Linked DNA regions of Homo sapiens: region 2 is linked to region 1. A link is a loop called in an ENCODE intact Hi-C map of the cell type or tissue named here. Cell type or tissue: heart right ventricle. All regions are shown on one strand. Links, peaks and the distances in the headings refer to the core of each region. The heading gives the core; the rest is flanking DNA. Region 1 has its middle 110 kb from the start of NEO1. Region 2 has its middle 58 kb from the start of NEO1.

Evidence for each region. Peaks named below come from ENCODE experiments on the same cell type or tissue, not always from the same donor. Only the 100,000 strongest peaks of a DNase experiment are listed, where the experiment ranks them.
Region 2: a loop joins it to region 1, with 6 times the contacts of the local background. A loop is called at or near these places in 1 of 110 quality-filtered maps.

What each region holds. Positions count from the first base shown.
Region 1 is chr15:72,943,297-72,950,562 of GRCh38, forward strand. No RefSeq gene overlaps it. Among named protein-coding and RNA genes, the nearest start is that of NEO1, 110 kb to the right of the region's middle. In heart right ventricle, for the core only: no CTCF peak of the experiment used is centred there; no DNase peak of the experiment used is centred there.
Region 2 is chr15:72,991,305-72,998,570 of GRCh38, forward strand. No RefSeq gene overlaps it. Among named protein-coding and RNA genes, the nearest start is that of NEO1, 58 kb to the right of the region's middle. In heart right ventricle, for the core only: no CTCF peak of the experiment used is centred there; a DNase peak (open chromatin) is centred at 3,649; H3K27ac peaks cover 951 bases; H3K27me3 peaks cover 347 bases.

The sequences.
Region 1 (7,266 bases), core at 1,846-5,845:
CCAGGAGGGTCTCTGGGTGCTTTCTGCAAATTGATTTTCCCACTGTCTAAAGTTCTGGACGCCTAAGGGATTATCTGTCTTTGCCATATTAAATAAAAGTCCTATTATACCTTTCCTTTTTCCCAGAAGTGGGTAGTCTGTCGGCCTGACAATTTATATAACAAGGATAGCATGAGGTGGTCCCTGCCCCAACCCAGACAGAGATGCCGTTGTCAGCTATTCTAAAACCAATAAACCAACCAACAAAATATAACAATGACAAGACAAAATTTTTGTACAAAAGCCTGTTGGACCACCCATTACAAGATTTATCTCATGTGATCCTCACAGCAAACCTCTGAGATTGGTATCATAGAGCCAGGTCTATTTAAATATAAAATATTGCCTTGCTCTGGTCATTAAATTGCTCACACCAACCTATGTAGACAGAACTAACACAAGGGAAGGAAGAAAACTTTACATACCTAACAGCTTATCTGTAAGGTTTTGAGAAACATTCTTATCATAGATAGGACTCTTATAGATGCAAAAGACAAACTCAAAATCAAATGGATTAAACAAAACCTGCAATTTTTTGGCTCAATAACAGTGAAATCCAGGAGTACCTGGTTTCATGTATGTCAGGACCCAGGTGCTCAGGTGATGTCCTCATTGTTCTGCCTTTTCTTCTTTCTGCTCTCCCTACGGTGGCTTCATTTTCAAGCTCACCCTCTCTCCATGGTGGTCCCCGAAACTCCAGTGCCACAGGCTACCAGTTCCAATTCAGAAGAAAGAGGGCTTCTCTTTCCCCATAGCTTCAGAGAAAATCCAAGGGTTGTGACTCCAACAAAGATTCTCTCCTTGAACAAACTCTATGCAGACTCCCCTGAACTCTCTTCTCAACTGAGCTCTGACATTTGGGCGTCCGTGTTTACCTCTGCAGTGTCCAATTTTGGTAAGAATCCTGCTAGGCCAGTTCCCCTAATCTAATCATATCTACAGAGGTTCTTCATACTCTACCATCTTCTCGGTGATGTATGATCACCATGGTTGCCTTCAGCATGAATTCTGTTTGGTCAGTTTAGCCAGGATTCTCTTTACCTCTGATGTTTCTGCTAAGTAGTTTTCTATCCACTGATCTCCACCTTGCTCCTTGGCTATACATTCCCACTCTTCCTTGTATTCAGAGTTGAGCCCAATCTCTCTCCATTGCAAAATCTTATTGCAGTGGTCCTTACACCTATCATAATGGTCCTGACTAAAGTCTGCCTTACCATCTTTAACAAGTGTCAAAAACAATTGCTTTTCAGAACTCATTGGCTCATTGAGCCTTGCTGAATCCATATGGGCCATGTACTTACCCCAGAATCTAGGGGGAATTGGGAGAGAGTGAATAGAAATGGGAAGGATGCCCCTAATAAAAGGAACCAGAAAGTAAATCAAAATCAGCAGATGAATCTGGATGCACCTATACAAAATGAAATGATGACAGGACATATTTTGATTCCCTGCAATATAAAATGAATTTATCTCAGTTCCTTTAATTCAGGGATTCTTGCTTTTGGCTGCATATCGGTCTTTAAAATCCGGAGGCTTAGGCCACATCCCAGACTCAGGAAACCAGAATCTCTGGGAGGAGGGTCTAGGCATCAAAATTTTAAAAAAATGAATTTTAGGTGAGGAGGAGCTTCAAGTTGGCTGACTAGAGGCACGGAACACCCCTTCTTCTCCACAAAGAACCAACAAAATAATGACTAGATAATAACACTTTGAACAGAACAACTGAGAACTCTGGAATTCAGCATCGAAGTGACAGGAAAAAGCTGAGGTGCCTAAGGAAAAGGAAGTGAGGCAGACGGCCTGGCTGGGATCAGCCAGGAGCCTGGAGAAACTCTCCAGTCTGGAAGAAGAGTACATGAGAGATCTCCAGTGGTCCACATTCCTACTGTGGACTCCCGCAGTCCTAGCCATAGGAGAGTCCTTCTACCTGTGGGCCCTGAGACTGGTATAGGGAGCTCCCTGGAGTCCACATGACAACATTGCTGCAGATAGGAAGTACGCACTGGGTCCCACACGCCTGTATTCGTCCGTTTTCACACTACTATAAAAATACTACCCGAGACTGGGTAATTTATAAAGAAAAGAGGTTTAATTGACTCATAGTTCCACATGGGTGGGGAAGCCTCAGGAAACTTACAGTCATGGCGGAAGGAGAAGCAGGCACTTTCTTCACAAGGTGGCAGGAGACAGTGTGTGTATGTGAGTACAGGAAAAACTACCATTTATAAAACTATCAGATCTTATAAGAATTCACTATCATAAGAACAGCATGGGGGTAACCACCCCCATAATCCAATCACTCCTTTCCTTGATACATAGGGATTACAGGTCTCTCCCTCAACACATGGGGATTACAATTCAAGTTGAGCTTTAGATGGGGACACAGAGCCAAACCATATCACCCCCCTAAGACTCAAGCAGCTGCAGAACGGTACCATTTTGAGAGCTCAGCCCCTACCAGACTGTATCCCCTTCCCCAGGGCCCAACAGCCTCTGCCTGTCCATATCCCTGGAGACCCACTGACATCTACCTGCATCCACCCAGAGGGCCGCAGTGGTGTGATGCAGGTGGACCCAGTGGAACAGCAGGGTTCCCAGCACTCTAGCCTACTCTGTCCTGTGTGTTGGGGAAAGGGCAGAGCAGTGCACTGAGGAGGCTGTCCCCTAGACAAAAGGAGGTGAAGTGTGCATGCCCCAGAGCTTGAAACCTGTCTGCCTGGGGCCACCGTCACTGACAGCAACCTTACCCCACCAGCAGCTTAACAACAGCACACTTCCATGTGCCCTGAGGATAGCCTCTCTCAGCCAGCCACCACAGGCAGGGACCTGAACGTACACACTCCCCAGAGCCTGAGAGCCACCTGTCTGGGGTAGCTACCACAGACAGCAACTCTGTCTCCCTTCCCTAGCAGCAGGGGCCCCAAGGACTTGCATGTGCCCTGAGGACAGGCTTTCCCTGCCCACTGCTGCTGCTGCCACTACCACCTGAGCACACTGCCCAGGGCCTGGGGATCACCCTGTCCTGCCCACCGAAGCCTTTGCCCATGTACACCATTGAGGGGACCTGGGAACAGGTCTGCCCTGCCTGGCACTGCTCTCCCAGCCCCTGAGCATGCTGCCTAGGAGCCAGAGTATTGCCCCACCCTGTCAGTTGTTCTCAGAGCACATGCATACCACCAGTGGGCCCAACAACAAGCCCAGAAAACCTGCCACCAGCACCCAAGCATGCCATTTGGTCCACCATTGCTGGCATCTGGACACTCCTCCTGGGGGCCTTGAGGATGGGCCCACCCAGCCTGCTCTACCACCACTGCTGATACCCACCCACACATGCCACCTAGGGGCCTGGGGACTGGCCCTCCCAGCCACCATTAACACCAGTGAATGACATCTTGGAGCCCAAAGGCTGTTGCACCACCACTACTATCATTGCCCACACCAAGCATGTGGCCCAGGGGCTCAAGGACTCTCCCACCTACCCAGTCCACCACCGACACTACCAGCACCCAAGCAAACCTCCTAGAGGCCCAAGAGTGAGCCTGCCTGGACCTGCTAACACCAATGCTCATGTATGCCACCTGGCAGCCCAAAGACAGACCTTCCTAGGCCACTGCTGCCACCATTAGAGCCTGAGGACTGGCCCATCTGGTGTTCTGTCCCCAGCAAAACTTCACCACAGCCACCACTAGCAGCCATAGCCTAAGCCACTAAGAAAATCACAGATACCACTGATAATGTTTGCAACCAAAGACATCATACACAGACTACACTACGGCACACACCCCGAATCAAAGCCAAAGTGCATTACTCAACTAACACTGTAGGGGAGGACTTTTTCCTGTTAAAAAGTCTTCCCCTAAGAAAACCAATCCAAGGCTGGATGTGGTGGTTTATGCCTGTAAACCAGCAGTTTGGGAGGCGGAGGTGGGTGGATCACCTGAAGTCAGGAGTTTGAGACCAGTCTGGCCAACATGGTGAAATCCAGTCTCTACTAAAAATACAAAAATCAGCCAGATGCAGTGGCATGCGCTTGTAGTCCCAGCTACTTGGGAGGCTAAGGCTGGAGAATTGCTTGAACCCAGGAGGCAGACATTGCAGTGAGCTGAGATTGTGCCACTGCTCTCCAGCCTGGGTGACAGAGTGAGACTCCATCTCAAAAAAAAGAAAAGAAAAAAAGAAAAGAAAAGAAAAGAAAAAGAAAAAAGAAAATCAATCCAAAAAATTGGAAGAAGTCATTGTTATACCACATAGGGAGATATCAATGAAAGGACACAAACAAGAAAAAGGGAATATGACAGTTCCAAAGGAGGACAGTAATTCTCCAGCAACAGGTTCCAATGAAAAGAAATTTATGAAATGCCTGGAAAATAATTCAAGGTAATGATATTAAAGAAGCTCAGTGAAATATAAGAAAGCACAGATATATAATATAAAAAATAAGAAAAACAATTCAGGGTATGAATGAGAAATTTCACTGAAAAGAAAGATGCAAAAAAGAACCAAGAGAAATCCTGGAACTGGAAGATTCAATGAATGAAATAAAAAATACAATCAAGAACTTCAGCAATAGACTGGAATCAAGCAGAAGAAAGAATTTCATAACTTGAAGACACGTCTTTTGAAATACCTCAGCCAGACAAGAAAAAAATAAAGAATAAAAAAAATTAAGAACACCTACGTGACACATGGGACATCATAAAATGACCAAATATTCTAATTTTGGGTGTTCCAAAAGGTGAAGAGAAGTTTAATAGCATAGAAAATCTATTTAACAAAATAATAGCTGAAAACATCCCAAATGTAGTAAGAGATTTAGACATCCAGACACAAGAAGCTCAGCTATCCCCAAATAGATATAACCCAAAAAGGTCTTCCAGGCACATTATAGTCTGTCAGAAGTAAAAGGCCAGGTATAGTGGCTCACGCCTGTAATTGTAGCACTTTGGGAAGTCAAGGTGGGCAGATTGCTTGAGCCCAGGAGTTTGAGACCAGCCTGGGCAACATGACAATACCCCATCTCTACAAAATATACGAAAAATTAACCAGGCATGGTGGCACATGCCTGTAGTCCCAGCTACTTAGGAAGCTGAGGTGGGAGGATCACTTGAGCCCAGGGAGGTCAAGGTTGCAGTGAGTGGTGATCATGCCATTGCACTCCAGCCTGGATGACAGAATGAGACCTTATCTTAAAAAAAAAAAAAAAAAAAAAAGGCAAAGACAAAGAGAATTCTAAAAGCAGCAAGAGAAAAGCATCTAGTGACATATAAGAGAATCCTCATCAAACCAACAGTGGATTTCTCAGCAGAAACCTTACAGGCCATGAGAGAATGGGATGATATATTCAAAGTACTAAAAGAAGAGAAAAAACTATCAGCCAAAAATACTATACCCAACAGTTATCCTTCATAAATAAAGGAGAAATTGAGACTTATCCAGCAAGCAAAAACTGAGGAAATTCATCACCACAACAATCAGTCCTACAAGAAATGCTTAAGGGAGTCCTACACCTGAAAGTGAAACCATAATATCTACCATCATAAAATCACACAAAAGTATAAAACTCACTAGTAGAGCAAACACAAGTGAGAAAGAGAAAGAACTCAAATGTTACCACTATAGAAAACCACCAAACCAATGATAAGTAATAAAAGAAGAAAAATAAAGAAAAGGATATATAAAACAAGGAAACAACATAATGACAAGAATAAGCCCTCACATATCAATAATAACCTTGAATGTAAATGGACTAATTTTCCACTTAAGAGGTTTAGACTAGCTGAATGGATTAAAAAACATAATCCTACTATATCCTGCCTACAAGAAACTCACTTTGCCTGTAAAGATACATATAGACTGAAAGTAAATGGATGGGGGAAAAAATTCCATGCAAACAGAAGCCAAAAGCAAGAAGGAATAGCTATACTTATATCAGATAAAACAGGCTTTAAGTCAAAAACAGTTCTTAAAAAAAAGACAAAGAATGTCATTATATAATGATAAAGGGATCAATTCAGCCATAGGATATAACAATTCTAAATGTATATGTGTCCAGTGCAGAGCACTCAGCTGTATAAAACAAATATTATTAGTTCTACAGGAAAAGCTAGACTCCAATACAATCATAGTTGGGGACGTCAACATCCCACTCTTAGCATTAGATAGATCATCTAGAAAGAAAAGCAACAAAGCAACATTGGATTTAAACTGCATTTTAAACAAAATAGACCTAACACACCTTTGCAGAACATTTCATTCAACAGCTACAGAATACACATTCTTATCAGTACCACACGGAACATTCTCCAGGATAGATCATATATTAGGCCACAAAACAAGTGCCAACACATTTTTTTAAATTGAAATCATATCAAGTATCCTCTCAGTCCATACTGGAATAAAACTAGAAATCAATAACAAGAGGAACTTGGGAAACTGTACAAATAAATAGAAATTAAACAACATGCTCCTGAATGACCACAGGGTCAATGAAGAAATTAAGAAGGAAATACAAAAATGTCTAGAAACAAATGAACATTGAAACACAACACACCAAAACCAATGAGATACAACAAAAGCAGTGCTATAAGAGAAGTTTATAGCAATAAACACGTATATCCAAAAAGGAGAAAGATTTCACAAAACCAAAAGATGCACCTCAAGGAACTAGAAAAGCAAGACTAAATCAAGCCCAAAATTAGTAGAAGGAAGGAAATGACAAAGATCAGAGCAGAACTAAAGAAACACTAAAAAAAATACAAAGGGTCAAAAAAAAAGTTGTTTTTTAAAAAAGATAAAATTGATAAACTGCTAGCTAAACTAACCAAGAAAAAAATGAAGACCCAAATAAAATAAAAAATGAAAGAGGAGACATCACAACTACACCACAGAAATATAAAAGATCATCAGAGACTACTATGAACAACTATATGTTAACAAACTGAAAAACCTGGAGGAAATGGATAAATTCCTGGATACATACAATGTACCAAGATTTAATAAGGAAGAAATAGAAAATCTGAACAGACCAATAATGAGAAACAACATTGAATCAGTAATAAAAAGTCTCTCAACAAAGAAAAGCCTAGGACGTAATGGTTTCACTGCCAAATTCCACCATACCCAAAGAATTAACACCAATCTCCTTGAAGTATTCCCAAAAAATGAGGAGGAAATTCTAACTCATTTATTGAGGTCTGCCTTACCCTGATACCAGAACCGGATAATGAC
Region 2 (7,266 bases), core at 2,015-6,014, 48 kb after region 1:
GAAACACTCATAGATTGTTGTTGGGATTGTAAAATGATGCAGCTACTTTGAAAAACAGTTTTGCAGTTTCTCAAAATACTAGACATAGAGTTACCATATGACCCAGCAATTCCACAACTAGGTATATGCCCAAGAGAAATGAAAACATATAAAAGAAAAATTTTTAAAGAACTAAAAAAAATGAAAACATATGCCCACGCACAAACTTGTATCCAAATGTTTCTAGCAGTGTTATTCATAACAGACAAAAAAGTGAAAACAACTGAAATGTCCATCAAATAATGAACAGATAAACAAAATGTGGTATAACTGTAAAATGGAATGAATGTTATTCAGCCATAAACAGAAACAAAGCACTGATACATGGTACAGCATGGATGAACTTTGAAAACATTACACTAAATGAAAGCCAGTCACAAAAGACCAATATGGTATGGTTCTATTTATATTAAAGGTCCAGAACAGGCAAATATAGAGAGATAGAAAGATTAGTGGTTGTCTAGGGCAGGGGGTGGAATGGGAGATGGAGAATAGGAAATGACTTCTAATGAGTCATGGGGATCAGGCGCAGTGGCTCATACCTGTAATCCCAGCACTCTGGGAGGCCGAGGCAGCGGGCGGTGGGGGGAAATCATTTGAGGTCAGGAATTCAAGACCAGCCTGGCCAAGATGGCGAAACCCCCTCTCTACTAAAAATACAAAAATTAGCCAGGCGTGGTGGCGGGCGCCTATAATCCCAGCTACTTGGGAGGCTGAGGCAGGAGAACCACTTGAACCCGGGAGGTGGAGCTTGCAGTGAGCCAAGATCTTGCCACTGCACTCCAGCCTCGGTGACAGAGCGAGACTCCATCTCAAAGAAAAAAAAAAAAAAAGAAAAAGAAAAAGAAAAGAAGAGTAATAGGGTTTCTTTTTGGAATGATGAAAGTGTTCTATAATTAGATCTCAGGAAGAGTTGTGCAACTCTGAATATACTAAATTTGTACAATGTTAAGTGTGTGAATTACATGATGAGTTATATCTTAACAAAGCTGCTCAAAAAATAAACCTAGCCTCTTATTTTATTTACCTTTTGATCTGAAGACAATCTTCTATTATTTGATAACTTCATCTGTACCTGCTCATGTATCTACCTCTAGAACTTCTGTTGCATATGGTAAATATATTTCCAAGACCTCTCCTCCATTCAAGGCCAACCTGGAAGTCACCATTCACATGTGGTAAAAGGTGTTCCAGCAACCCACCCCCGACCCCACTCCTGGCCCCAGTGGAGTTTTGCAATCACCATGGCTCTTTCTGAGCCCTTCATTGTTTGCCGTTTCTCACAATTTCTGTGTCTCTTTCTTAGGGGCTTGGGAGAATCCCTTAGGCCTGTCTTCTAATTGAGTGGTTCCAAAATCTGAGTAACCCATCAAAATACTTCCAGGCATTTGTTAACGCTGTGGGTCCTTAGCCACCACCTGAGGATTCCGATTCTACAAGCCACGGGTAGGGCCCAGAGACTCTTTTTAATACAGTGCTCTGGATGATTGGTGACTTTAATTCAGCTAGTTTGGCATTTGGAAACAGCTTTTATAACTCACTAATTCCTCGTTCTGTGATATCCACCCTGCTATTTCCTGCTCTCTTGAGAATTTTATTTCAACAGTGTGTTTCATCTCTAAGAACTCTACGTTGTTCTCAGACTGCTCTTTTTCATAACAGTTTTTTTTCTGCTTTATCACTGCAATGTCCTCTCAAATCTCACTGAGAATACTAATCAGAGGATTTTTTAAAAGTTTTTTTTGTCTGTATTATTTTCGGTGTGTGCTCGGATTACTCACATTCTGAGACTTTTCTTCCTTGGCCTGTGCTGTCAGCGTGGCAGAGCCTCCGTACACAGGGAGGCCACTTGGCAGGATGAAGACTAGCGCTAAAGTGAAGCTATCGCCTCAGCATGGCTGGAAATTTCCATCAACAGGCACCCAACAAGTACTTATCCGACATCTCCTAAGGTAGCGGTTTTCTACCTTGGCTGTGTATTAAAATTATCTGGGAAGCTCTTAAAACTTCCAAAACCTGGGCAAAGCAACGAAACCAGGTCTCAGGCATCAGTACCTGCCAAAAGCTTCCCAGGTGATTTCAATGTGTATTCAAGGTGGCAAACCGCTAATCTAAATCAACCGTTTTCAGAAGTTCATGTGATGTGAATCAGTTGGGGATCTTAGTAAAAAGTAGATCCTGATTCATAACATGTGACATGGAGCTTGAGAGTCTGCATCTCTAACAAGCTTCCACGTGATGCCAATGCTGCCGCCCTCGGTTCTGTTCTTTGAATATTAAGGGTCTATAACAGTGGGTCTCAAAGTGTGTTGTCTGGACCAGCAGCAGCAATGTCACGTGGGTGCTTGTTAGAAATTCAGTTCTCCGGACTGATCCCAGACCTTCTGAATCAGAAACTCAGGGAGTGGGGCCCAGCATCTGTGTTTTAACTTCCCAGTGATGTGAACGCTTGCTCAAGTTTGTAGAGCATACTTCTCTAAGCATGAGCCTCTGAGCCCCTGAGCCCCTTCAACAAAAGCCATGTGGCTTTATAGTGTGCACATTTACGGACCCCTTCCTAGGCCACCCCATCAGACTCTCAGAAGGTGAAGCGGCAGATTGTGCATGTTTAACAAGTTTCCCAGGTGACGCTGATGGATAGCCTAACATTTAAGAACGGCTGTCTCTGGCAGCTCGGCCCTGTGAGGCCTCTGAGAATGTTTCAGTGTCCCAACATTGAAGCGGTTTTGGTTATTTGGATGCCCCAGGCTATTTCTACCCGGTTAATTACCTGTGTAGAAGCTTAACACGATTAATTCAGGTGGATACCATCTTGGATGTCCCATAGAACCCTATAATTATGTGTGAAATACACATTTAATTTAAGCACAAGGGGAAAGATTACCCCGATGACTCTGAGGCCGTAGGGTATGCAGAGCAGATGCTGAGCAGAGCTTGGAGCTGTTTCCTCATAGACCTATGCCATAGCCATCTGAGGCCAGTAGAATGTTCAAGATTTGGGCTTTCCTGATCCCCAAGTTAGTCTTGATAGTATCTACTGAAGCGTTAATGCCACTAGTTTACCTAAACTCAGAAAAAAATATAGTTGACTATTTAGGTTAATAACCAGCAGAGATAAAAGTGTAATTATTTGGGTAATTTGACCACAAAATGTGCAAATAAAATATAATTTTTCCCCAAAATATGTGTTTAAGGTCTGAGTTGTCAAAATCTCATTGGTCTCTTCCTTTGACTTGTGCAGAAACTGGGTCTGTAAGTGTTTGTTTTTGCAGAGAATACATTTTAATGTGCTATGCTATGACATATTAAACGAATGGAGAGACTTTGGTTCAGAAATTCTTTTTTTCCTCTGTACTAGCCAAGCATTTCAAATGATTTGGCTTTGGCTTCAGTGTTCCTTTGGAGAGCTGATTTTTTTGTTGTTTTTTTGTTTTGAGGGGTGGGGGTTAGCCTCAGCCATTACCAAATGAAAAAAATCAACTCCAAAGTGCAAAAGGAACAGCCAAAGGAACTCCAGAACTGCCCACCCCACCCCTGGGCAGAAAAAGTAAAATCACAACACAAAACAGCGCAACAGGCCGTTCCCTAACGAACTGAAAACAGTTCTTTGGGGAGTGTTTCCTGCCCAGGGCCTGCTTTCCCTGCTGGTTTCTGGGCTGCCGCTGGAAAGGGGCCAGGCTTCGGCACCTCCTTGCCTTTGATTGCTGTTTATCCCCTGAAACATGATTAGGTATAATTACGTATAATCTCTCCCTTGTTTACCCTTCTCCACCGAAGCTTGAACGTGGTTCAGTTGTGTCTTTCTCTTTGCTGTGCCTGAGCACAGCAAAGAAACATTTCCCGTATTTTCAACTTTATTATTTTTTTAAGAAATAGAGGCATTAGGTATCCATTTGTCCCTTCATTCTCCCAAGCCTGACATTCTGGCAATTTCTGAATTGTTTCATCCAACAACGACAGTTGAGTGCCAAGCATGGTGCTAAGTGCCTTGGAGGAGTTAGAAGTGAAACCTAAATAGACCCTTCTCCCAAGGATTTCCCATAGTAAGTGTCTCTTTACATGGGAAAAGAGTGTAATTGGAACATAATGGGAAGAAATAAAGCTACTCATCTTTTCTTCACCAACAACATACCAATTGTCAATATTTTCTCTCTTGTAGTTATTTGCTAGTTTAATTCTTGACCCTGAATTAATCGTTGATAGCTGAGTTTATTAGAGGCAGGGGTCCACGAGTATCCTATTTGGTTTCTTCCACTATAGGCCATCTCTACTGCTCTGTTTTCAAGAAAGTTGAGTATTCTACATGCAAAGAAGATCCCTAAACCAGAATTGGCACATGAATACACGTATGCAATGATATGAATCGTGCACGTAGGCTCTGGGCACAGTCGCACAAGATCCCATGCTCAGAAGGACCCTGTGCTTGGTTTAATGTCCTCCTGTCACCACCTTGACATTCTTAATACTTTTGAACAAGGGATTCTGCATTTTCATTTTGTACTGGGCCCCACAAGTTATGTAGCGTTTTCTGCATGTACCCCAGAACCTATTTTTTCTGTGGCATTCTCATCCAACTTTGAGCATAAACGAATGGAAGTTCATCCAGAATCTGATGGCATAGAGTGAGAGGGGAAAGAGCAGAGTCTGTGTGTGTGTTCATGTGCTGATGACTTTTGTGGCACTCCTCCAGCCTATGTTTAGATTTCTTTAACATGCCTATTAATCTTGTCAAGTTTCAGCCCAGCTCTTCTGAAATAGAACTGACCCCCAAAATCTCCTGGCAATGGGCTGTTCAGGCCTGTCCCCTTTCTCAGAGTATCCTGCTCACTGAGGGGACTGCTAAAGGAATATCTGTCTCCCTTAGAGGGAAACTGCTACTTCCCAGGGATTGAGTTTAGAAGACAGACCAAGAGTGTGCAGAAGAGTGAAAAATGACTTCCCCCACACCCTTCTAGGTTCCTTGGCTGGGCTATGATTTAAATTGACGTAAGACAGATTAACAGGAGGAGAGCCGCATTTAATTGTGTACACATGGGAGTCCCACAAAATATGAGACTCAAAGAAGGGTGAGATGACTGAAGCCTGTATAGCAGCCTGAGCTACAGAAGGGAATAGGGGCTTGGGGCTTCTGGGGGTGGTGGCGACACAAGTTATGGGAGGGTGAGAGAGGAATTATACAGTGAATAAATGTTGTCTTGTTAGGCAGATAAAAAGTCTCTCCCTTATTAAAAAGTTGTCTGGGCTGGGCATGGTGGCTCACGCCTGTAATCCCAGCAGTTTGGAAGGCCAAGGTGGGTGGATCACTTGAGGCCAGGAGTTTGAGAGCAGCCTGGCCAACATGGTGAAACCCCATCTCTACTAAAAATACAAAACTTAGTTGGGCATGGTGGTGCACACCTGTAATCCTAGCTACTGGGGAGGCTGAGGCACGATAATCGCTTGAACCCAGGAGGCGGAGGTTGCAGTGAGCCGAGATTATGCCACTGCACTCCAGCCTGGGCAAACAGAGTGAGACTGTCTCAAACAAAACAAAACAAACAAACAAACCAACAAACAAAAAAGTTGTCTGGAGCAGTTCTCAGGAGAAGAGATGATTGTCTGTCTTGGCGTGGTGTCCAGTCTCCTCTCCTGTGATTGGAGTTAATCTTCCCATGTTGATAAGATTCCCAGAGAGCAGATTCATGATAATTGAGTTTTTTTTTTGGAGTATCCGTCTTTAGGCAGATAAGGGGTCTCAGGGAAAACCTCTGCCTGCATTCGCTGTTCCCCAAGTGCTCTCTGTTCAAAGTAATCAGCACAGCAAAGTGGCATATTTTGGGGTAGCATTTCTGGAACTCCTTCCTTCAAGTGTAACTAACACTTCCAGGGGGAATGTTTGATAAGCCATGTCCCAAGGGAGGGGAGATGGAACCTGTTTGCCAAAACAACAGGGAATTACATAAGGGGAAGCCAGTGTTCACTCTCTAAAACCTTAATTTTTAGATTCTGGAAGGAGAGAGGGGAAGGTTACTTCCTGAGCTGTGAAGAGGTTCAGACCCTTCTCTAAAAAGGGTTCTGGGAGAGAAAGAGGCTCCCAGGCCTGTCTACACAGCCCAGTGGTGATGAAGAAAAATGTATTTTCCTTTGACACACCCCTTTGAGTGGTCTTATAAGGTTTGCTTTGTATTTGGTGAGGCAAATATTGGCAAAGAAGTTGATTTGGTTTTTGTTTTGTTTTTAAGATGAAAAGCAAAATCTTAAAAACCAGAGCTTTAAAAAGCCTGGAAGAAAATATGCCAAAATATTATAACACTTGATTTTGGATGGTAGACGGATGAGTGGGGTTTTTCCCTCTTCTTTTTACTTCAGGCTTTTCAAAAATTTTACAGTCATATCTTATCATTTTTATAATATAAAATGTAAGTTTATCTAACATTTAAAATTAAAGGTTTAGAATTTTAAAATAAAGATATGAGCATGTATTTAAACATGCTTGGGTCACCTACCTCAGCTGAGAGCTTTCTCCTGTCAGTTTCTAACACTAAACCTTAATGAAGAAGGTAGGAAATCAGTTGACTTACACTTCTCACTTTGACATTTTTAAATCTTAGGGGATATTTGTATGCAAACAGGAATGCGAGCTATGGTTGGCAGAATTTATTTCTACCTGCGGAACATTCCCACCTGAATCTCCAGTATTCCTCTGCAATTTTCAGAGCAGAGAGAATCAAAGCCATTAAAAAGCTGACTGTGACATCAGGCTGAAGAGAGGCACAGATGTCCTCCCCAGAAACACTACTTGCTCTTACCCAGGCAACAGAGGCTTGAGGACTAACCTTGTAAATTACCTGGCATGTGTAAGTAACAATGTTTGCAAGAAAGTCTTTCAACCTTTTTTTTTTTCCCCAAGACAGTACTGGTGGCTCTTTCAAGTTCCAATTATAAATTTCCAAATCCCAGACACTTGGGTGCCAGGCTGAAACAGGGACTGCTCGTGCTAAGACTTGTAGTAAATTGCAACAGTGTGGGAAGTGGGCGGTTTGTTTCCCAGAGTTCAAGCAGGGACTGTAACTGCCAGTGCCATCTCTTTGAGATGCTTCGTGCCCGGGGCTCCTAGCTCTTCCAGGTTGGGAAATAGCTCTCATACCCGGAAGAGGCTGGCCAGAGGAGTGACCAGCAGGAGACAGAACTCAGGCCTGAGGGCTCTAGGTTCACCAATATAAAAGTAACTGCTTAATGTGGCTTCCA